Linked DNA regions of Mus musculus: all the other regions are linked to region 1. Evidence: chromatin loops called from intact Hi-C (ENCODE). Cell type or tissue: heart. All regions are shown on one strand.

Evidence for each region. Hi-C counts contacts between places; a loop is a spot of excess contacts. Peaks named below come from ENCODE experiments on the same cell type or tissue, not always from the same donor. Only the 100,000 strongest peaks of a DNase experiment are listed, where the experiment ranks them.
Region 2: a loop joins it to region 1, with 2.4 times the contacts of the local background. A loop is called at or near these places in 5 of 42 quality-filtered maps.
Region 3: it touches region 1 in a loop (2.0-fold over the local background); 3 of 42 quality-filtered maps call a loop at or near these places.

What each region holds. Positions count from the first base shown.
Region 1 is chr14:118,038,223-118,046,222 of GRCm38, forward strand. It overlaps Dct (dopachrome tautomerase), which reads right to left. Exons shown (of 8, transcript NM_010024.3): 2 at 4,786-5,085; 3 at 2,239-2,339; 4 at 1,388-1,554. Among named protein-coding and RNA genes, the nearest start is that of Dct, 10 kb to the right of the region's middle. In heart, CTCF peaks have their summits at 1,119, 2,047 (motif pointing right) and 4,966 (motif pointing left); DNase peaks (open chromatin) are centred at 1,069 and 4,979; H3K27me3 peaks cover 990 bases.
Region 2 is chr14:118,086,139-118,094,138 of GRCm38, forward strand. n-TFgaa5 (a tRNA gene) reads right to left here and starts at 3,459; the gene lies at 3,387-3,459. It overlaps Gm31633 (a long non-coding RNA gene), which reads left to right and starts at 4,645. Exons shown (of 3, transcript XR_383758.2): 1 at 4,645-7,221; 2 at 7,401-7,489. In heart, no CTCF peak of the experiment used is centred here; a DNase peak (open chromatin) is centred at 3,203; H3K4me3 peaks cover 2,281 bases; H3K27ac peaks cover 1,159 bases; H3K27me3 peaks cover 826 bases.
Region 3 is chr14:118,133,713-118,141,712 of GRCm38, forward strand. It overlaps Gpr180 (G protein-coupled receptor 180), which reads left to right and starts at 3,415. Exons shown (of 9, transcript NM_021434.5): 1 at 3,415-3,628; 2 at 6,025-6,183. The coding sequence starts at 3,481. In heart, no CTCF peak of the experiment used is centred here; a DNase peak (open chromatin) is centred at 3,309; H3K4me3 peaks cover 1,908 bases; H3K27ac peaks cover 1,474 bases; H3K27me3 peaks cover 793 bases.

The DNA.
Region 1 (8,000 bases):
ACCCAGTGCAGGCCCAGACCCCTTAGAACATACATCTACCCCATGGCAGATCCCTTACAACACACATCTACCTGAGGGCAGGCCCCTCACCACACACATCCACCCAGGGCAGGCCCCTCACCACACACATCCACCCAGGGCAGGCCCCTCAGAACAACTAGGTGCCTAGAAGCAGTGCTGGCCAGGGAGGTAGGCCCTGATGTCACTGGATGGTGTCGGATAGGAAAGCAGAGTACAACTTAAAACATGGGAATTTGGAGAGAAAAAAATAAATGAAAGAAGGCAGACTCCTCTTAAGAAACCCTCTTCTGAGGCATAATTGTTTCCCCTTATGCACAATTTTGTTTTTTATGGTTAGTTCCCTGCATTCAACTATGGTCAAAAATATTCCAACAGTGCGCTGAGAAACTGAAGCATTTTTGAAAGAAGAAGAGAGACTATGCTCACACAGGTCTTCTTCAGAACACTGTCATAATTGTTCCATTTTATTATTGTTGTTGTTAATCTTTCCGTGTGCCTAATTCATAAGTTTAAATTTTGTCATAAGTAGGAAAAGTCAGAATGCATAGAGTTTGGTGCTGAGGTGCCAGGTAGTCCTGGGAAGCCTAGAAGAGATTCCCAAAAGCCAGATGGGATTTTGAACTGCACATACGCAGAGAAACAAGTCCCTGGACTCTGGGTCACTTATTTCCCCATGTGACCTTCAGGGATTGGGAGCTATTGTTGATCCTCTCACATCCAAGGCCGGTGCTTGTGTCCCATACAACCCCTCAGGAACTTGTGGCCCAGATACACCACCTTACTTCCAGAGGTTTCTCTGGAGTGGTGCATGATGCTCCCACACCTAGGACCTGCCACCTATCCATACCCTCCTTGCCTTCCCACTCATCGAGCCAGAGTCTGTGCCTCTTTTCTGTCTCAGAACCATCAGCTCCACGCCCTTGAGGACTTGTCTGGACTCCCTTCTTGGCTTCACACACACACAAGTATTACAGAACTTCTCAGACTGCTTGGTAATTTATTTACCACAAATTGATCTCTGTGAACACAGAGCAGCTGGATCTTCTTTGTCCTTGTGTTCCCAGAAGTGTTGCATCACCAAGGGTAGGGTTGATACTCGCCAGATGGCAGCCAAGGGCTAGAACTGCTCCAAGCTGTGAAATGGGGCTCCTGGTCTCAAAATGATGCCCAAGTACACTCAACTCAAAAATAGAAGTTCCATACATCTACTTTTTAATTTCAGAGGTTGAACGTTTAAATTCCTGCCTCCCATAGGAAAACTGCCTTCAGAAACAAGTAAACATGACTCCAGGTTCCACAGAAAGAGAAATATAAAGAAACACAAGAACAAAGTGAAAACAGCCTGAAGAGTTACACTGCACATCACCTGTCGCACACAATCTCCCAGGTAGAGAATCTCGAGTTCCGACTAATCAGCGTTGGGTCATCTTGTCTTGCTGCTCCAAGCAGCTCGTCTGTGCACACGTCACACTCGTTCTTCCCGGTTGCAAAGTTCCAGTAGGGCAACGCAAAGGACTCATTGCCAGTGAGTCTCTAAAAGCAAAGGGGGGGGAGGGCATCACTTTATGCATGTGACAGATGCTACACAAAGGCATGGAGGCAATGACTGGCTTACTTCTTAGCCAAACTTAGAGCAAAACTACGAATACCAATCAGACTGACAAAGAAATATCAATATATAAAAATGTTTTTGTGTATAGTCACATAAATATATATGTCACATGTGCATTTGTTCACATGTATAAATAAGCACAATGCAATTGTTCTGCCTTAATACAGTAGGAACTCCTACCATTTGCAACAATGTGCTGCAATGTGCAACAATGTGGGACAATGTAGATGAACCTAGAGGACATTGGGCTAACTGAAGTAAACCAGATTCTAAAAAAATGTTCCATAATCTCACTCATATTTAACATCCGAAAAAGAAAAAAATATCAAATGCATAGAATGTAGAAGGAATTTGGAAGATGCAAGTTTTTAGAGATAGAACGTACAGCAGGGGGCAAAAGCATCCACACTGGGTCACCATGCACAGGTAATTTGTCAAGAGAGCATACTTTAGATGCCTGACACCGAGAGAAAGGAAAGCTTCCTGAAACACTGAGAGTGCTGGGGGGGTTTCCCACTAGTTATCACTGAAATAAGTGTATCAAACATCACATACTCCTTAAATGCAAATCCTTTTTATATACTGAGCATGTGGCTTTGACCAACCTGGAGTTCTCTTTCCAGCCACAACAGATGGTACCTGTGCCACGTGACAAAGGCAGGCCCTTGGTGAGAGAAATCAATGGCCTTATAGGGGCGTCCTGGACCTAAAACAGTTGGGAAATAGAGATCAGAGAAGGAATTCTTAAGAAGTTAAACCTTACCAGGGGTATGTCTCTGTCCAAAAGGTCCACAGTTTCTTAGTTTAAAAACCATGTATCCATTTAAAGAGCAACTTAAGAATAATGATAACAGAGTTTCGAAAGCAGTTGGCACTTTCACAAAGTCATCAGTTTCACTCCTCAAACCTTTTTTTTTTTTTTTTTTTTTTTTTTTTTTAGCAGAGAACTGGGAAACTCAAGTCAATTTCAGCAGCCAGGGTCCTGTTACATATTTTAATTTTTACATGGCAATGCATTACAATAAAATGCTGTCTAAGAGTGTCAATCCCTAAGACCTAAATGAAATGCATTTTAAAGATTTTCTGACTTGCTCTTTAAGATTGGGTAAATTTATAACAGAAGAGATTGCTTAATAATGTAGCAACTTCAACCATGCTTGGTGCTAATGCAGCCTTTGTACATCCAAAAAGAACTTTTCGAGAATGCTGCCTCACCCATCAATCAGCTAGAACCACCAGCTGACAAGCATGGTCACTGAGACCAGAGAAGGAAAAAAATATGCTGGAGCCAATTTAGCTGGCCACTGGAACTGCCAATTTCAGTGAAGCGCTTTGGGCAATTTAACGCCCTTCTTGCTGCCTGCGCCATCCGTCTTCTGCCTTCCATAGCAGCTCTTGATGGTTATGCAGAAACTTCAGCTCACTTTAGTTCTTTCAAAGTACCTGTAATAACTTCAGAGAGCTGAACAGACATGAATATAAATTTAGTTCCCAGATAGGACCAGAAACTATAGTTTTCCTTTCCTCTTGAGAGGCTATCTTCTCATAAAGCAAAAATTCCTCAGAGTAATGACAGGAAAACGATAAAGGCTTTCAGCTTCATCTATGGATAAAGGAAGATGGATGCCTTCCCGTGAGGCAGGTTTTAACAACACTCACACTAAAAGCAGAACTTCTGTCACTGCTGCTGGCCACACAACCTTTCTAAAAAATGGCTTTTTGACTAAAGAAAAGTTTCGAGTTTTCTACACAAAACGACGATGAGAGGGACGCCAAAAGATGTGGACTGGTGCGGAGGTGCGGAAAGGGAGTGGGAGAGGGAGAGGGGGAGGGGAAGGAGAGGGGGAGAGGGAGAGAGGGAGAGAGGGAGAGAGGGAGAGAGGGAGAGAGGGAGAGAGGGAGAGAGGGGGAGAGGGAGAGAGGGAGAGGGGGAGAGAGAGAGAGAGAGAGAGAGAGAGAGAGAGAGAGAGAGAGGGAGAGAGGGAGAGGGGGAGAGAGAGAGAGAGAGAGAGAGAGAGAGAGAGAGAGAGAGAGAGAGAGAGCTGCATCCAGCCCAGGGCGCTCACTTTGTTTACCCTGACCTAGGGAGGGGACCCAGAAGTAGAGACAGCACCAGAAATAGGCAAGTGTACAGACTGTTATGAAAAAAGTCTAGAATGGACTCAAAGTCTCCTAGAGCAAACCAATGGCTTCTCCTCAGTCCACGGGTAACTGGGGACAAAGCTGTAGCTGTTTGATGAGGTGACTATCAACTTCCAGTGCCATGTCCCACACAGACCCCACGTTTTAGGTTCTGGGAGAGTCCTCAATATTTCACAAGCATCATTTTGTTATTATTGTGGAGGCAGGGAGCATGCGCACCACAGCACGTGTTGGGGTCAAAGGCCATCTTCGTGGAATCTGAGAAGCCTCCCAGCATTTTTGGAATTGTGTTGCCAAGGAAACATTAAGCCGAGCCATAGCAACGTAGAGTTCTTCTTGCTTAGCCGTGTGGATGATTAGGCCTAAATTGGATGCTTTAAAAAGTGGTGTAATGAGCTGATGATGCTCGTGGCCAGCAAGAACATAAAGACACGTGACACGTAAGCTCGGACACCTGAGTTCTATCCACGAAACCCACATCAGAGTGGAAGGAGAGAACGGCGACCCTGTCCTACAAGGAAGCAACCTCAAGGGAACTTCCAACTGAAAGTCTAAAGAAGTGCGAGTGTAAGGGGTCGCCACCTTTCTAGTATAGTGCTGCATTGCAAGACAAGGGAGTGCTGCGCTCCCTGGCATATGTTCCGTTAATTCTCCACTTTGAAGGAAAGGCCAGAGCCAGCTTTCAAGCCAAAGTTGATTTTTTTTCCTGGAATCAGAAGGAATTTGCCTCCACTTTGCTCAGGCCTTTGAGGATTAAGTTTCACAGAGAGCTAGGATTAGACTCTGAAGCAGGAATATAAACTGGAGAGGTTTAAAGTAATGGCAGAACAGAAAGAAACGGCCTCTTTTGAGCTACAGGCGGTGTTTGGTAATCCTGACAGACCTACATGTAACCTCGCTGGAGGTTGCATCCCTGTTAATTAACTTGTATCAAATGACTTCCCATCCCATACCCCCACCCGGGTCACAAGCCTCTAATGATGCGCGGTAAGCCAATTTGGGAAACCCACCTAATAATGTGTCTCGAACAGAATAATAATGGAGCCACACAAAAAAGTCATACACGCTGCAGTTGGCGATCTGGGGCTGGGTCCCGTTGGGTCCGAGCAGCCCCAGCCAGTGTTGCGTGGTGATCACGTAGTCTGGATGGATACTCTTCTTGGCCAGGTCTAAGGCGCCCAAGAACTGCTCCCTCTCCTGGGCAGTCAGGGAATGGATATTCCGTCTTAGGATGGCCGGCTTCTTCCGATTACAGTCGGGGCCGGTCCAGCCGAACTTGCAGCCTCCACAATTATAACCAGCAAAGTTTCCTGATTTAAAAAGGGGCGGAGATGAGAAAGAAGTATGAGGTTATATACTTTGGAAGAAAATTCTCAGTTGGAATTCCAGGTAGAATGGAACAGAACAGATGATTATAAGCGGGGAGGAGGGAGCTGACCCAAACGGGACCAGGACAGGCCACGGAGAGAAAGCACCCGATAGGGCACAGAGAACCCTCCGAGAACCCAGGCCCCGCGCTGCTGCCTTGTTCTTGGGCTTGCAGCCTCTACTACAATATGGAAATCATTTTTTATTGTTAAAGCAGAAGAGGAAGGAGGAGGAGGAGGAGGAGGAGGCGAAGGGGAGGGGGGAGGGGCAGAGAAGGAGGAGGCTTAGTTCTCAGGACCTCAGCATGGGTCTAATTTTGAAAATCATGTTTTCAACGTGGCAATTAAGATAAAATAAGGGCACGGGAGCGGCAGCCCCTTGCCCCGTATGATTGTACTCTACGCAAAAGGGAAGACTCCAAGAGAACAGTGATTACCAGGAAGCCCAGGGAAGAGGTCGCAGGAGACAGGAGCCCTGAGGCCTCCACCTCCAGAGCTAGTAGAAAATCACTTCTGTCCCTTCTGTCCCTGTCTGCAATGGTTTGTTGCAGTGGCCCTAGCAAAGGAACTCTTCTGCTCTTGGGCGTCCCGGAGCTATCTCTTCTAACCTCCTCTGCACACCCCAACCTGGCCTGACCTTGCTAAGCTCCACTGTCTATTCCAGCCCACATTACTTGGCTGGCCCCGACTGCTTCGCTGACTTAGTGAGCAATCCCAGCACTCAGGAGGCACAGACAGGTGGGCCTCTGTAAGACTGAGGCCAGCCTGGTTTACATAGTGAGTTCCAGATGAGACAGCCAGGGCTACGCAGTGTGACCATGTCTGGAAAACAATTGATGATGATGATGATGACGATGACGACGACAAACAAGCTGACTTGCAGAATTTGGGTGGCATCTAACTTTAAAAACGCGGGTTCCTTTCACAAAGGAGACAGCATTAAGACAAAAATTGATGTTGTCTGGCAAACCTTGAAGGTGAATTAACTGCCGTGTGAAGTGCAAATCCTTTAGAATTTTCTGTCTGCACAAAAGCATCTCTGCTTTCCCACACCCAAAGGACGAGAACTAGTGAGCAAGCTCTCGAATGCCCCCCAGGACTGGTGACTAAGTCTAAATTCTTTCATTGCCTCTGCACTCAACCTTGTGGGTTTTCTGTTTTGGGCATGATCAACAGCTCACTCCTCATGTACATTAGAGGGAAAGTTTAGCTGTTATTCCCACAAGAAGATAATAGTCTCATCTCCAGAAGATTAAAGGGCTGACTCCAAGTATTTAAGGCAGAAGGACCAGCTCCCGCTCAGCCTCTGCCTCCACCTCATGGCCCTCGAGACTATGACTGGTTCTTTCCTGTGCCTGGAACACTTTTCCTTGTCTTCCGAAATCCCTCCCTGCAGGTACCACCGCTGCTTTTAAGTTCAAGGCAGACCTTGTTTTGGCAGAGCTGGTTGAGGGTACGGTATGATACCCAGTGCTTCAATCACTGAGCTGCGTCCCCAGCCTGGGACCCAGACATCAGAATGACCTGACCTGTGTTCCCTCAGTCACTTGGAATCCCGTTTATTTTATTTATGTATACTCATCACGGAGGCTTGACTCAGTGGTGAAGCACTTGGTTTCCATGTCCAGCATCATCAAGACAAAAAGAGAAAGAAAGAAAATACCTACTACCCACTGGGGTAGCTTTTACACCAATAGCTTTGCTTTTCTTTTTTTTTTTTTTTTTTTTTTTTGAGAAATGATCAAATAAAAGTTTGTCTGAAGAATACTTGCTATGCCATTGAGCACGCAGTCAAACTTGCAGCTGATTTTAAAGTCTCTGCTCAGTCATCACTCTTCAGTGGGAAAGAGCCCAAGACCAGAGAGAAGCAGGCTGCTGGCAGCGGTAGACAGGGAGACATGCACACAGGCAAAGGATGTGAGTGCTTTTTGCTCACTCTGTGTGTGTGTGCGCGTGTGTGTGTGTGTGTGTGTGTGTGTGTGTGTGTGTTGTTGTTGTTGTTGTTGTTGTTGTTTCTCATGTCCATACACATCTTTGTGGGTTTGTGTGCATATGTGCATGATAGAAGTCATCAAGTATCTTCTCTCTCTCTCTCTCTCTCTCTCTCTCTCTCTCTCTCTCTCTCCACTTTATTTTGAAACAGTCTCACTGAATCTGGACTCACCAATTCAGCTAGTCTGTCTGTCTGTCTGTCTGGCCCACCAACTCTAGGAACCAACCTGTCTCTCTCTGCTTTTGCAGCATTGGAATCCCAAGAGCACATGGAGAGCTGGGGAGATGGTTTATAGATCAAGATCACCGCTGCTCTTGCAGAGGAACCAGTTGCAATACCTAGCATGCACATGGCAGCTCACAACTGTAGGTACCAGTAGGCAGTTCCAGGGGATCTGATAGCCTCTTCTGGCCCCCCACAATCTACACAATATGCATGCAGGCAAACACTCATAGACACAAAATAAAAATAAATAAATAGTTTTTAAATAATAAAGGGGTGTTGGGGAGGGTTGGTTTGGTTTGGTTGTTTGGTTTTTTACAGGGGAGACCAGAGGAAAATGGAAAGCAGTTAGCTGCGTTATCCGAAGTGACTGTCCAGCTCATCTTGCTTGCAGGACCTTAATGAAGACCTTCATTTACAATGATTCCAAGTGATGGTCACCAGGATCAAAATTTAAAACTTTTAACACTTTAAAGTTGACCGTTGGCTTCATGTTGTCTTAAATAAAACACTCTATTCTATAAAGTTGATAAAGTCATATAATAAGGTCAGTTGATTCTGTTTCTCTCACTAATGCTTCCTATAGGTATTAAAATCATTCAAATGTAAGAAAGGAATAGTAAAGGTCTTTTGTTTTTTGCTT
Region 2 (8,000 bases), 48 kb after region 1:
TGTGTGTGTGTGTGTGTATGGCTCTCTCTGTCCCTCTTCCCAATATGAGCACGCTGCTTTGCATCATTATTTGTTTGCTTAATTGACTTAGTGAGGATGGATGGCTAAACTCAGCTTGTTACGGGGATGTAAGGGCTTGGGCTCTGGCCCTGGTCACTCTGGTAACAGGAGCAATGCAGGACTGACAGAGCCAGCCATAAGAATGCCATATGACAGAGGTCAGGATCTGATGGCACAGCAATGGCAGGAAACCAAATATTGATTGCTCTGGGAGCTGTCAGGGCCTTGATGGCCAACAGCTGCTCTTCAGAGGGGACTCCCCACTCCAGCACACCTGCAGCAGGGCAACATCTGTGCAAATGAATAACCCCACAGGAATGATTGCGTTGATAATTGAGGCATTAGATACACTGTTGCCATGTAGCCATGTTTTCTATTTGTGTTGGACTGTTTGGTTTCTAATTCCCTGAACCCAAAACTTTTATTTAGTTCTTTACTTCTGCTACAACTGAAAGCTTTTCTAAGCCTTGTTGATCTGAAAAGTTCTTTGAACTTTGTATTTAAAAATAGCAATCAAAACTTAGTAAGTAGCATAAAAGATGAAGAGAATTCTCCTGTTGCTAGGATATTTATTACTATGTCATGTGTAGCTGCTATGCTGGTTCACAGGTCCAGGTTCATGACCGAACTCAAACTGGGTCAGTGTCCTGACAGCTCAAGATTCCTCAAATGCCTCTCCTTGCCTGTTAGACCAGGAAAAGCACATGGCTGCTGCTGCTGCTTCTCAGCGCTCGTGCAGAGGGTTAGAGCAGCACTTGGTTAGAACAGCACTAACGCAGAAGGTTAGAATAGCACTGGAGAAGGAACTGGGAGCTACAGCCTTATCCAAAGGCAGGAGGGAGAGGGGCGCTGCAGGGGCTTTTGAAACTTGAAAGCACGCCTTAGCACCACACCTCCTTCAACAAGGAGGAGCTGAAGGGGTTTGCAACCCCAAAGCAAGAACAACAATATCAACCGACCAGACCCTACCCCCCACAACCCCCCTAGAGCTCCCAGGGACTAAACCACCAACCAAAGAGTACACATGGAGGGACCCATGGCTCCAGCCGCCTATGTAGCAGAGGATGGCATTGTAGGGCACCAATGGGAGGAGAGGCCCAAGGTCCTGTGAAGGCTCTATGCCCCAGAGTAGGGGAATTGGAGATCAAGGAGGCAGGAGTGGGTAGGTGGGTGGATGAACACCCTCAAAGAAGCAGGGGGAGGGGAAAAGCTGGGAAAGGGGATAACATTTGAAATGTAAATAAAGAAAATATCCAATCGGGGGTGGGGGAGTGGGGAGGGGGAAGAAACTTGAAAGCCCAACCTAGTGCCACACCTCCTCTAACAAGGCCACGCCTCCTAACCCTTCTAATCCTCAAGACGCTTCCTTATGACTAAGTATTCAAATATATGAACCTGTGAGCGCCTTTCTTATTCCAACCACCACACGGGGTGAATTTATTGTTTATCTATATGACGTTCCTGAAGAATAAAAAAAATTAATTCTCTATGGAAAGGAGAGAGGGAAGGGTGAGAACTATGTAAATACAGTCCTTATTTACGAAATTCTCTAAAATTTTAAATTAAAAAATATTCTCTATATGGATCTGTGGTGTACAAAAAAGAAGCACTACTTGATTTGTATGCCTCAGCTTCATTTAAATATGTCTGAGATTGTGTTGGCTTTTTCCAAAGGCACGCATGTGTGACATGCATTTGTTTATTTATTTATTTTCATCTGTGTTTCCAACTTTGAATGACTGTTGACAAGCACAATGGGATTGTTAACAAAGAGTGCTTAGCAGAACGCTTGGTGACTAGAGAGGACCCTGTAACTGGTGGCTGCCATTTTCTGGGAGCTTTGTCCCTGGAGTCTGTCAGGAATACCTTACTCACTGAGCTGTGGAGCGTGGATCCAGCCTGTAAGCCACGCTTAGACTATTCACATGAACACTGGAATATGTGGCACTAATTTGAATGCACCCCAGACCTTACTAGAATGTCGTTCCGTGGGACACCGCACACTCCTTAAAGACCTTTAGTGATTAACTCATAACAAGACAATCCACTCTGCCAGACTGCATTAACGATTATTGTGAAAAATCCATATATTCTTAGAATTTGAGGCAAACTTAAGCAATTGTATTTCTGGTCAAGTTTCCAACAGCAAACAGATTGAGAAATGATGATATTATAACATGATCCACTGAAAGGGAGACAGTATAGTCGAAGCTAATAAAGGGGGCATGGTGCGTGTGCATACTCATTACGTGAAGGTCCTAATTAAATACACAATGCTCATCTGGTTTTACTGTGTGTGCTATGATTATAATAGCGTCTGTATGTCATAGTTCTGGACTCAAATGAGAGGCGTATACACAATAGGAAGGAAACGTTTACTCCAGGGTTTATTTATAAATCACCTTGGACCTTTCTGGGGAACTCTGAGGAGGTAGACACAGCCTGGACGTTGACAAAAGGACGGGGCTGAGCACTTATTCTCATGAATATTTAATGAGTGCGGTACACAGGACAACTCAGAACTGATAATGTGTGACATCCATGAGAGAATCCAGCACTCGGGGAAAGACAATAAGTTTTCAGGTTACAGTTAGAGACTTTAGTTTCTATGATAAAATACATACAGAGAGACTATAAATAAGAGGTTGGCAATGTGCATGCCAGATATAACCACAGAACTCCGAAGGGCGTGTCCTGGGAGGGAGGGTGTTTGTTCACCTTGTCCTGGGCTCCATCCAATAGCCTGGCGTGGACCATTTCAGACTAGCTCCAAAATGACGCTGACACGCTGGACGCTGGTCCCCAGACCACACTGACAAATACGTGTCTAAACAAAATCCGTCACTTACTTAAATGTAAGGAGCTATAATGCTACCACCCTTTATCAGTAAGCAAATGAACCTGCCCTGGGCCGCCGCAGTGTCGCTCTCTTGCATCTCTAGCAAAATCCTGAAGCAAGCACCTGAGTGCGCAGTAGAATCCGCACTAAAAAGTGAGGACCCGAATGACATTTGGACAGGTCTTTGTCACTTCCAGGGAAAAGTTCCCCAACAGGACAGATTCCCAACGGCCGGCGCGCGCCCGGACTGCTTTCCCTGTCCAAGAAGCCGGGAGGCCTTGGCTCCGCATTGCGCACGCGCAGCAGCGCCTCCGACGACACCCGGAAATGCCTGTGCTTTTTGCCTGCCCCCACGGGTGGGCGAGAAAAACTGCTTGCGTTTCTCCACGACCCCAAGTCGGCGAGTCCGAGATGAACTCAACACAAGTCCCTGGGTGGAAGGATCTTAGGAAGTTTGCATTCCGCCAAATTAAAACTAAAAGTTAACTGCCGAAACCCGGGATCGAACCAGGGACCTTTAGATCTTCAGTCTAACGCTCTCCCAACTGAGCTATTTCGGCGCTGTGCCTGCCCACTTCTAGAGTATCCTATCGCTGAGTACTTCGGGCCCAGTCCTTCCGTGTTTCTTCAATAACTAATTTCTATTCCGCGTTTTTGCTTGCTGTGTTTGAATCGTGATTCTTCCGTCTCGCTTTTCCCGACCAAAAATGCAAAGATCCTGCCTGGTCCCTTCCCGAGACCTGCTAGGCGCGCGCAGCGGGAGCGCAGGGACAAGCGAGGATTCGGGTTCCCGCCAATCAGGTTTGGGGGTCTCCTAGGTGAACAGGTCACACTTTTGGACGGTACAGGTATGTCCCAGATCTGGTTGACTGGCAGCGTTTGCCGAGAGCTGTTGGTTGACTGGGTGGCCAGCCCCAGATGCGGCATCTGTAGAGTCCCTGAGACCTGTGCCCTGAAAAGGCCACACACAGCTTGGTTACAAGCTCTTTGAGGGAACCTGTTCTGCAAACGCTTGGGCAGTTCATGAATGATAATTCAATGTCAGCGCCCCCTCCTTTCACGCCGGTTCTGAAGCACCCACTACCTGCTCCCTGCATCTAACTGAGATTGTTTCCTTTCTATCTCCGATTAAATAGTACTAATCTCAAGGCAGTTTACTTTCTCATGACGCTCTTTTAGCCTACTTACGACACTTCTCTTTACCCAGAAGCGTCGCTCTCAATTTGGGTTGATGGATGGATATGGAAGAGAAAAGAAAAGAAAAAGGAGTGCTTAGCAACCTTCACTGGGTCCCCCTCATTCAGTCTGCATTCTACAAACGAGTCTCTGAGCGCCCAGGCTGTAGGAACCAATCACAGAGTTAACCAAATCCAAATAACAAAAGAGCTCGAAAATTAAAGAGGTCGGTGGATAAGGAGAGAGAGAGACCAAAAAGATGCTTAGATTGGAAGGAGGAGATAGGAAAAGACATTTAATGTGTTTTCCAGCTACCTATCGAATTCTCCTCAAAACACTGCAGCAAAGACTTGATGATTTTCGTTAACTTTTTAGGCAACCAGCTATTGTTCTTGTCTGTGGCTGCCTGCCTGCCTGCCTGGTCTGTAGAGTGCTGCGAATCAATCTCAGGCTCTTCCGGTCTTTCCACCTCAGTCTTTCCACCTCTTCCTCGAGACTTCCAGAGGCGAGAAGTCTGAATGAGAAATGTCCCCTATAGTCTTGACCATTTGAACACCAGCTTGGGGGGGGGGGGGGATTAGAACGTGCAGCCTTTTGGAGGACGTATGTCTGTCACTCGGGGTCCTTAGAAAGTCACCTGTGCACTTTAGGTCCTCAGCTTCCCTGGCTAAAAATTTACATTCCAGATCGTCTCATGGACTGGACATTCAGAGTCTCGTCTCATGGACTGGACTCTGCTCTCTTCAACTTAAGGCCCTGTGAACAAAGTAAGCCATCACCAAGATAGATTGCTGCTGAGTTCGAGAGAAAACTTGGCTTCATCGGCAAGACTGCAGAAGGGAGATGAACCATCATAGCAACCATGGAGGGCCGGGTTGAGTTGAGACTCAGACTAAGTATAAGGATATGGAAGGAGATTCTAGCCTGAAAAGAAACTTTTTGTAGGCTACACTTCTGTCTTCCCAGTTAGCCCAAGGATTTTTGCTAACCCCATCTAACTGCTTATGATAACTATGAAAACTAGCCAGCAGACAGAAGACAAATTTAAAAAAACAAAAAAGCAAACAAATCTAAAGGAAGCTTGTTGTATATGTCTGAAATTTTTTTAAACTGTTGTCAATTGATTATCTGTTCTTAACATTGTTCCTGGGACCCCTATAGCACAGACAAAACCCCAATAACATTTTACTTTCCTCTCATTTTAGTATTTGTCATAGGGAAGTTTAAGAAAAATTGATGGGAATATTACAATACCTAAAAGCATACTGACAGGCAGTGAAGACTCATCTCAGAGCTGAATGAATTCAGTGTCACAGTAAAGATTCATTCAGTGAAGAACTAACGGTAGCCGGGAATGTAGCTCAGCTGTTAAGAGTGCTTGCCTACCACGCATCAATTCCTGTTTCTGGTCCTCCGTCTTACTGAGGCCATGTGTGGAGTTATACGCTTGTAATCCCCACATTCAGGCCTTAGAGGTAAGAGGGTCGGAAGTTCAAGGTTATCATCAGCTAAATTTCAAGCTCAAGGCCAGCATGGAACAGGAGAGACTCTGCTTCAGAAAATGAAAGAAGGAAGAAAAAGATGATGACAGAAATGGGGGAAGTGACTGAGGTGGCCAGTCGAGGTTGGATAATGTTATCCGAGGCCAATACAAGGCTTTAAAGGTTCCCTCTACACTGTGCTTAATAGTTACAAGGGGAAAAAGTAAAAGCTATGCCATGAAGAAACCAGACAATGCCTTGACTGGTTCATCAAAGGTAAGATCAGCAGCGAAGAACATTTGGGCATCATATGCCCCGAGACACCACACACTTACATAGAGTCCAGCCATACATAACTAGGTTGGAATTGACCATGAAGCGGCATCAATTGCCAAACAAGAGCTGTTCTCTTGTAGATAACTAGAAGAAAAGCTGGGAACCACCACCACACACACACACACACACACACACACACACACACACACACACAACATACTGTCCAATGCATATGTGTGCATACAGAAAGATACCTCTCCAAAAAGGTCATACACACTATGGGTTATTGTGCCATTCTTAGAACATCTTTATAAGCCTTATATCCAAATATAAACACAGTAAGGGTTAGCCTTGGATATAAGAACTGAGTAAAGTCCATATTTCGGTCCATACTAGTTAGACAGTTTGGTGCACACAACAGCTGATCCACAAAGCAGGTTCTGCACCTTGCATGGAACACTTGCATTTTGTGACGTTTGAATCCATGGCCTACAGTGTGCCAGGCAAGTGTCCTACCACTGAGATATAACCCCACTCCTTGTTTGAGACAGTTTTTGCAAGTTAGCCCATGCTAGCCTTGAGCATGCTATGTAGTCTGGGCTGTCCTTATCCCATGCCCACACCTCAGGTTGCCATGTGTTGTTGACATTATAGACAGATGCATGCTGCCACGCCCTGACACTGTTAACCTTTAAAGAGACCCCCATTTTAATTAAAAAAATCAATATAAAAGTTTAAGTTCATGACCAGAATCCAGGGCTGGGCCCCACCCTTGCTGTTAGGTTTGTTTGGTTTTTGTAGGTACATGACCATGCATCTTGACGTTTCTCTGTGCACAGAAAGCAACACCTTCACCTGACGAAGGCAAAATGACTTCTCCAAAGTCCTGTGTTAAAGTCGCCACCGAGGGGAGAAACGTGAAAAAGTTAATAGATTGCAAATATCATCGGTGTGTCGAATCGATCCAAAGAAGTTAATTTATTTAAAGCCATTAAACTGCGGGTCGATGAAGGCCTTATTGTTTTTTTTTTTTTGTTTTGTTTTGTTTTTGTTCAATCACATACATCAATACAAAGCCTGTGGGTACACTCACTGGGCCAGAAACAATTAAGAAAATGATACTCAAGAACAACATACCAAGATGTTCGTATGTTCTAACCCACTCCTCCCACACCCACTCAACAAGAGTCTAACTCGCCTTTGTGGATTTTGCACGATGCCCTAGAGGTCAGAAAACTTGGATTCTGGAACCTGAATGTTATAAGCTTGGGCCCTCTTCAGTCCTTCTTATCTTAATTGCTTGTGGCTTACAATTAATGGCGCAGTGGACCAGCCTTCCAGGTGTTTTCTTCTCCCCATCTGTGTGCCTCTGCCTCCTACTCTCCAGAGGTAGGGATAAAGCCTAATTATTTCCTAAATCCTTGTTAATAAAAAAAGAGGGGCAGGGCAGGGGAGGGAGAGACCAGGGCTGGAGAGATGGCTCAGTGATTAAGAGCTACACTGCTCTTGCAGAAGACAGGCGTTCTGTCCCCAGCAACTACAAGTCTGTTTCCTTTTCACCTCTTTAGGTGCTTCAAGGAGCTGCGATTCCAGACTATATCATCAGGCTTAGATGGATGCAGCATTTATTGGAGATCCTCATGATCTGACTGGAGAGGTAGGGACTCCTAAGAGAAAACTCTACCATGAGCCTCCTTGTCATGGGGAATCCAGCAAGAAGACAGTTGGTACTTGGACAAGACACTGCACAGACATGATTGCAAACTGTCATGCCTTCCAGTTGCTCTCTCTAATGGAATTCCTCTCACTACCTGCCCCTCCCTTAAGCCAGCCTATCACCCTTAGCTATGCAGGCAGCCTCTGTCTTAGAATGTGAGTTAAAATGATTCCCACCGCTCGCTTGCCACAGGCTGAGTCAGAAAGCACATTTGCCCTGTTTGCGGGAACTGCCCATGCATGTGATGCAAAAGCGACATTTCTCTTTGAGAACGATTGATATGTGATTGTTTGCCTCAGGACGGCTATGTTCTTTAAGATACACTGATCAGTGCTGCGACCACTGGGGAGTTGCCCTCACTCCAATAAATGATCACATATGAGCGTTCATGCAAGCAACCCAATTAAACCCATTAGAGCTTGGTGGGACACACACACACACACACACACAC
Region 3 (8,000 bases), 95 kb after region 1:
TGAAAGAGAATAACATTACTGATCAAGAAGAAAGACATGAAGCCAGCAGGTGATAGCACACACCTCTAGTGCCAGCACCTGGGAGGCAGAAGCAGATGGATCTCTGAGTTCAAGGACAGCCTGGTCTACAGAGTGAGTTTCGGGACAGCCAGGTTACACAGAGAAACCCTGTCTCAAGCACACACACACACACACACACACACACACACACACACACACACGAGACAAAGGGAAAGTGCCTACAGTAATCAAAGCCCATGCTCTGCTTTTCCTTTAGAATCAACCTCACCCACGTTCTTGGTTTACCATTTACACAATTAAAGCTTTCAACAACTTAAACTTAGTAGGGTTTTATTTTATCAAACAATGAAAAACCTGGCAATGCTCTGAAAGAAAGGTTCAGAGAGCACCATCAAGAAACCCAGGCAGTCAATCTGTATAAACAAAGGCTGGAGGGAAGTGTGGCCCAGTGGTTAAGAACGCTAGTTTCTCTTCCAGAGGACCCAGGTTAGATTCCTAGCACCCACATGGTAGCTCACAACCTTCTGTAACTCCAATTCCAGGGTATTGGAAGTCCATGAGCACTGTGCCCATACGGTACATGTAAACAAGAGTCCTATACACAAGAATATAAATCTCGGAAGTAATGGTTAGGAGAGACTTTACAGGTTATGGATCTAATTGTGCCTTCTCAAAGGGAACAATATCTCTCCCACATACAAACATAGTTGGTCAGTTGGGAGCATGCTGGCTGGCTAAAGCTGACTAAGTTAGGTTGCAGTTCTGATGTAGCAATTCAAAATACTGGGGACAGTCTCCAGGCAAATTTAGTTTAACTCTACATATATTTGCAGAGGCTTATCTGAAAATATCCACTGGAAAATATTAACAAAGGCTACATTTCAGTATTGGGCATAGGCAAGGAAATTGGGAAGTCACAACTTAAAATGTTGCTCTATACACTTTTGGCTATGAGTTCTTCTAAGCTGCTTGCTCAGTTTTATTTCCTCAGGTGAAGGAATGGGATGAGAGCCATACCCAAGTCGCACGAATACATGGCTTGCCTGAGACCAGCACATTACTTTCTCTGTTCTAACCATCCCTTGGCCTAGGCTTTCATACCATCTAATCTTTCAAGCTGACTGGTTTAATCCAGTTTCTCTTGGCTTCTAACTGAATTGCATTGCTTGGCCTCATACTACCTTTGACAATCTGTTCTAATCTCCGGGTTCCTTCTCATTCTCTCTTCACCCGTGTCTAACTTGTTCTCTCTGAAACCTGTCTTTGTAAAAACTGTCCTGGTATAAAAGTGCTCTGTCTCTGTCTCTCTCTCTCATTGCCTCCCTTTCCTGTGCTGTCTTGAGTTCATTGGACATATCCTTTCTCTGACTCATCTGTCAAATCTTTCTCTGATTCATCACTTTGTCTGCCCATCAATTAGGCATCACTTTCAAACATGGCTGTTTCCTCCTAGGAACTAACTTTACCTACATTGTTAGGGATTAAAGGTGTGCACTAAGGTGTCTGTATTTCAGGCAAATGATACTTTAATCAGAGCATATCTGCATTCCAGCCAGATCACATAGATCTAGAATGTCTTTAGATGTGAACCCTTGCTAAAGCAGCCATGTTGCTGGATTAAAATTTCTCTACATGCATGAATTACTCTTATATTTAAAAATAATTAGGATAAAAATTAAAAGTCTCAAAAATACGAATACCCTTATTCTGGGAATCCAGAAGCGCCGAAACTGCTGTTGATGGGGCTTCTTTATTTAAGATGAAGTATGTGGTGAGGACATGCTTTTGTGTTATAAAAAAACATCTTGTTGGATGAAGATAATTTGTACGAACTTATTCGTGACACAATTTTGAGTTGCTGCACTCACCACCTCTGACCATCTTCATCTTACAGTAGAGTGAGAAATTCAGATGAGCTGGAGGTCATTTACAGAATTTTGTGGTAACTGACCTGGTAAGGAGTAAGGTGTTCTGGTTGCACTGAAGTCTGATACAGTCTGAACGTGTCAGAAGGGCTTCTTCGAGTGTGTTGAAAAAGGAGAATCTAGAAAAAAAAAAAAAAAAAAAAAAAAGAGCAAAGTGAAGCAAAGGAGAGGAACCGTAGAAAATACTCCAGCGAAGGATTTGCAAATGTCATCGACACAGGGGTTTAGGGTGGGTATGGAATTGATAGGGTTAAGGATGGGTGTTGTGATCATAAAAAGAGAAAGAGCTCTAACTATATGTTCTGGTGGAGTGCGGGGGAAGGGGGAAGCCTCAGCGGGCATCCCCTTCCCTGGAGGGACCAGACACACACTGGTAAAGTATAAAATAGAGTTTATTTAGGGCGTGGTGAGGGGAGTTAAGAGAGTAGTAGAGGCAGAGAGAAGGAGAGAGTAGATAAGTGGAGGCGGGCCATGGAAAGAAGAGGGATGGGGATGGGGAGAGGGGGGCACAAGGGACAGGAGGCAAGAGAAAGGCAAGAGTGTACGTGTAAGGGCCAAGCAGCCCCTTTTATACTGGGTCAAGCCTACCTGGCTGCTGCCAGGAACTGTGGGGATGGAGTTTAGACAGAATACCAACAATGGGCATTAGTTGGGAGACGATCATTTGAAATATTTGAACCCATATTCCAAAAAGCGTAGGTTGTGTACAAAAGGGATAAAGGAATGTGGCGCTGGGAAATGATGTTTTCTATAGTATTCTGTAACTCAGAAGTCAGAGGTAGACTGTAGCTAGGTAGAATCAACACTGGAGGGAGTCCGGTTGCCATAGGTCAAAGTGATGGCAGATAGTGTCCTGGCTGCCGCTTCACACCAGCAGAAAGGCCAATAGATCTTGGACTACCCGTGAATGAAGGTGGTCACTGTCATTCTCAGCTGTCTAGCCAACTGGATAATCAGTTAATTCAACCAGTCCAGGAACCCTATTCAAGGAAGGAACAATCGGTTTGGTGCCAAGAGAAGCCAGGCTTTTCAGTTTAGACGTGTGATGTATCCTCGCAACATTAACGCGCGAATAAGCAAGCGCGAGAGAGAAAAAGCAAAGAACATGTGTCCCAACTTTGAGGCCGTTTTCCTGCCAGCTATACATTTCGGCCACGTATTTCTCAGTTCTTTCCAGGAAAGCCTCGGACGTCAATGACAGGCGCGCGCACGAGCGCGTGCGCAGTGGCGTAACGCGCAAAGGCTACCACGGTGATTGTTTCCAGTATCCGTAAACAGCATCCCTGGAGGGCTCCATTTAAAACAGGCGGGAATTAGCAGCATGGCTGGGGAGCGCCGGGACCCGCACTGCTGCACGTCCCGCCCACCACGGCCGATGATTGGTTACTGTCCCCGGCTCATGGAAGGCGATCCCGCGCCTTATTGGCCGTCAGTCTCCGGCCCCGCCCCCTAAGTCCCGCCCCGCCCTCTGCTGCCGACGTGGGCTGCAGGCCGCAGGCGGTTGCCGGGCGAGCAAACGGAGCGGGCGGCGGGCATGGGCGGCCTGCGGCTGCTGGCGGTAGCCCTCACGTGCAGCTGCTGGTGGCCGCAGGGCGGCCAGGGCAAGACCCTGCGTGGCAGCTTCAGCAGCGCCGCGGCCCGCGACGCCCAGGGCCAGAGCATCGGCCATTTCGAGTTCCACGGTAGGTCCGGGCAGGTCGAGCGAGGGGTGGAGGCTCGCGGCCTCCCTCGAGCCCGGGGTCGGTAGGCGGCGGCCGCGGCGCCTCCCTCCCGCCACGTCGTCCGGGCCTCACCTGGATCCCCGCAGCGCCGCGACCCTGAACCTTCACCACCGGGCTGCAGCCTAATTGCACCTGAAAGCCATTTCCATTTCCCCGACACTCCCGGTGCAAACCGGACCGCTCCACTGCATCTCCCCAGGGCTGTCCCCCAACTCCGCACTTGGCCTGATTGTATGCATTCGAGCCCTGTGGTTATGAGTGGATGTCAGCCCAGGAAGTTAGCTTCCCTGTTGTTTGTAAGACCGGTTGCATGAAACCTGCTTGGAGCGGATTTGGAATCTGTCATTGCCTCAACAGTTTAGTTATTACCGTGTGCCTAGAGTTCATTTGGTGAAGACGGTGTCTACGTGTTTAGAAAGTTTCGTGATTGGCACACTCTGGCATGTGTGTAAGAGCTGCATTTCATAAGTACTTCCTGGTATCCTCCAGGAAAATCAGTGGTCTTCAGTTGATGAAATTGCAATTCGTTCTACTAATTTTGCCCCGTTTATTTGTTCCCTTAGAGTGTTTTCTTGGTCCTTTGAACATTACTGCATTTCAAGGGAGTCGTTTGCTTACTGAAGCTGAGATCTTCAGCTTCTATGACGGAGTTGCTTTAGAGATGCAGCTGTATCTACTGAAGAGAGGGTCTTAGGAGAAGAACATAGAAATCAGAAGCTGCTTGGCATGGGAAGGAAAGCCAAGTCCTGGGAACTTGTAGAATTGGTGCTGTAAAAGGAGGCTTTAAAAACACAAACATTGAAGGTTTTACAATTCTGAGAAAAACATGTCAGCTTTTTAAAATGTGAATAAACCCGGGCGAATGAAGAAGAGATCCCCCCCCCCTCAAGCAAACAGCTTTGTTGTATTTTTTTGTCCTATTTTTGGTCTCTTCACCACCTCGTTGTAGCAGGTCCTTTGAGACCTGACAGCACAATCACTGTGATCTGGTTAGTGCTGGTAAGTCAAGGATCTGTGGGAGCTGTGATTTGTACTGTCCGTGCCCCACCGATAACTCTGATTGTAATTACCTTGTGGAGGGGAAATGGGGTAAATCTAGGTTATCAAACAGACACGCTGGATGCTGTTCAGGAAATGTTTTCAAGTATCAGCTGAATTATAAAGATGGTTCATGTTAAGTTGCCTGCGTCTCATGGCAGATTGGGGAGGGGGTAGGCCAGGTAGCTTCTCTCATATATTATGCAGATACAGTTCACTTACACCTCGTTGTTGCCAGGTTTTGGTCGATTCCAGCTAAATACAGTAAAGCTATGCTGAAACCTGTCACTTATTACAATTTAAAGTGTTAATAGTACTTTAGAGTCACTTCATACCACTTGATACAGTATACCAACTTACGTAAGAGACTTTTTCTTTAGTTACAGTGTACATTTTAACTTATGTAAAAGGTTTAACCAAAGCAGTCATTCTGGTAACAAAAGACCTTCACCAGAAGAATAGAGGGTTGTAAAATGAATCTCGTGTTCCCCTCTCTTCATCCAGCGTTTCTTCCCCCGCAGGCCCCTGTTTTCTGCTATTTCTATGCTAAAATTTTTTAAATTAATACTTTTGTTCATGTACAAATAACATTACGTGTGTCCCTTCTATGCAGGTGTCTTTGGGAGCGAGAGCGAGGCCGATCCCCTAGAGCTGGGATTTTCAGACGGTGTGAGCTACCATGTTGGTGCTGGGAAGCAAACCCTTAGTCCTTTTCAAGAGCAGCAAATGCTCTTCCTGAGTCACCTCTTCAGCCTGTAAGGTGTCCTAACTGGTTCTGGGGGCAGCCCGGCTCACTCTCTGCCATTCACCCCACATACTGTTCTAACAGTTGCTTTGTGAAAAGTCATAGTATAAAAATATGTTATGAGTATAAAATAGGTATCCCAGGCGCATGTTACCTGTGTTTATTTTCACATGAAAACATAATTAGGTACTGTTAAAAAAAAAACAGATACTTCAGCAAAAGTCTGTGTAGATTATGAACATGCATAAACACATGGATGGAGAGAACGCATGGATGGAGAGAACGGATGGATTATAGAGAGAAGCTGAAGTTCTGTGATGATCAATGTCAGTGTGTCCCAGACGGAGCTTTTCAGTGAAATGCTACCACGTACCACTGCAGTCGCACAGATTCATTCCGTGTTGGGTGAACTCTTAGGCCTGAATGAGGTGTTCGTTGTGTTGAGATTAATTTACATAATGAGATTTAAGAACAGTTCTTCTACAAAAGCCCCGTACTGCGGTGCGCAGTGTGGAGTGTTGTCTCCGTGCTTTATAGGAACAAACGAGTTGATAATTTCTGTTTTAATGTCAAGGTGACCATGCTCTTCTGTGTGTCAGAATCAACAACGTAGCAGTGGCTGTTGGAAAAGAAGCTAAACTCTACCTGTTCCAAGCCCAGGAATGGCTGAAGCTGCTGGAGAGCAGCCCCGGCTACAGCTGCAGTGAGCGGCTAGCCCGAGCTCAGCTGACAGGTGAGCGCACCGTCTTCCCATTGGTCACTCGTCAGCTGTGGGGGTTTCCCTCTGATGTTGAAGTATAGTCCAGCATGGTACATGTATGTGCATGCTGAGATGTTTTGTGACTGCATACATGTAACTGCCATGATATTTTGGTTACTCTGTTTACAGCCACGTTTTTCAAAAGCTAGCCTTTTCTTTGTTTGAGGGATAGAATGCTTTTTCTCCTTTTATCACTCAAAAAGTTTGGAGACATCCAAATAATTTATAGAGGAGTCATCATTTATACTATGTTTTATGTATTTCATGCTAATATGACATCATTTTCAGCTGGTTGTAGTCTACAGTGAATAACATTGGTTTGACTACATACTATTTGCCAGCCCTGTGCTAAACACTAAAGATGCTGTGTTATTTCATACAGCTTAGCCCAAGTGATGCTGTTTGTACATTGTGGAGGCTTAGTTGTACCACGTTACTTATAAATCTTAGGGGTTCTCAACAGGGTCTCACGATTAGGATGCTAGCCACTGAGCGAGGGAAAGAGAGAGAGAGAGAGAGAGAGAGACAGACTTTTACATAGTAGGAATGATGTACACCTGCCATTCTGCCTGTCCCACCTGTAACTAACTGCTTGTAGGAGACAAGGTTAGAGCATCAGTATTCGTTTCTTTCTGCTGCTGTGGTGGACACTATGACCAAGGCATCTTATAAAAGTTGGGGCTAGGGTTCCAGAGGGCTAGAGTCTCTGGCAGCTGAATGAAAACAGCACCAGGCAACTGGAGTTTAGCCAGGTGCTCACATCCTGACCCACAGGCTGGAGGCAGAGAGCATGCTGGGATGACACAAGTCTTAAAACCTCTAAGATCTCATAATCCTTCCAAACAATGCCATCAACTGGGGACCAAGTATTGAAGCACATGGGTCCATGAGGAACCTTCTCATTCAAACCACTGTGTCATCCATGAGGAAAAGCCAGCAATCACCCTCTTCCCTTTTCTCCTGTGTTCATAAACATCACCCACGGGCAGGATTGTGGATCCATCATGTCCTTCTAGCCTAGTCAGTGGAGCGTTCCCGTTTCCAGTGTCCAGCCTTAGCGGCTGTCGGGTACCTGCGAGGCGGCATCCAGAGCAGAGGTGGCGGTGGGAGCTCCTTTCTCCTCGGTGTCCTGGGGATGCTTGTTGCCCAGACATCCTCTCAGTCCTTAAGGATAACGCTGACAGGAACGAATCAGATCAATGTAAGGAAACGTACAGTCAGGGCTAGAGAGATGGCCCAGCTGTTGAGTCTTACTGCTCTTGCCAAGGCCCTGACTTGTTGGGCAGCTCACACAACCTTCTGTAAGTCCATCCCCAGAGGATTTGACACCCTCTTCTGGCCTCTGCAGTTTTCCTTCATCCCTCCCTCACCCCTCTCTCATACACACACACACACGCACGCACGCATGCATACACACTAAAACTAATAAACAATATTCCATGACATTTCAATTACAGTAAGTGTGGAGTATTACTTACATGGTATACGGTGGAATGGCGGTCTGAGGCCTGGTGTGTAGTGAAGTGTGTTTTGTGTGTGCCTGGAGGATGAGCAGTTCCAGAACCTGGTGTGGCCAGCATGAGGGGCCCTGCCTGTTGACGTTCATCTGGCACCATAGAAACCTGTTCTTGTTCCAATGAAAATTCATGAGCAGGTTAAAAGCCTTGGTCTCTAGGACTGTCACTTTGTCTTCCTACCCCACGTGGTTCATGTTGTATCATATCCTGTATCCATTTACAGGACACCCTTCCCTACATTGCCAGAGTGCAAGCCCACTAAACTGCAGCCAC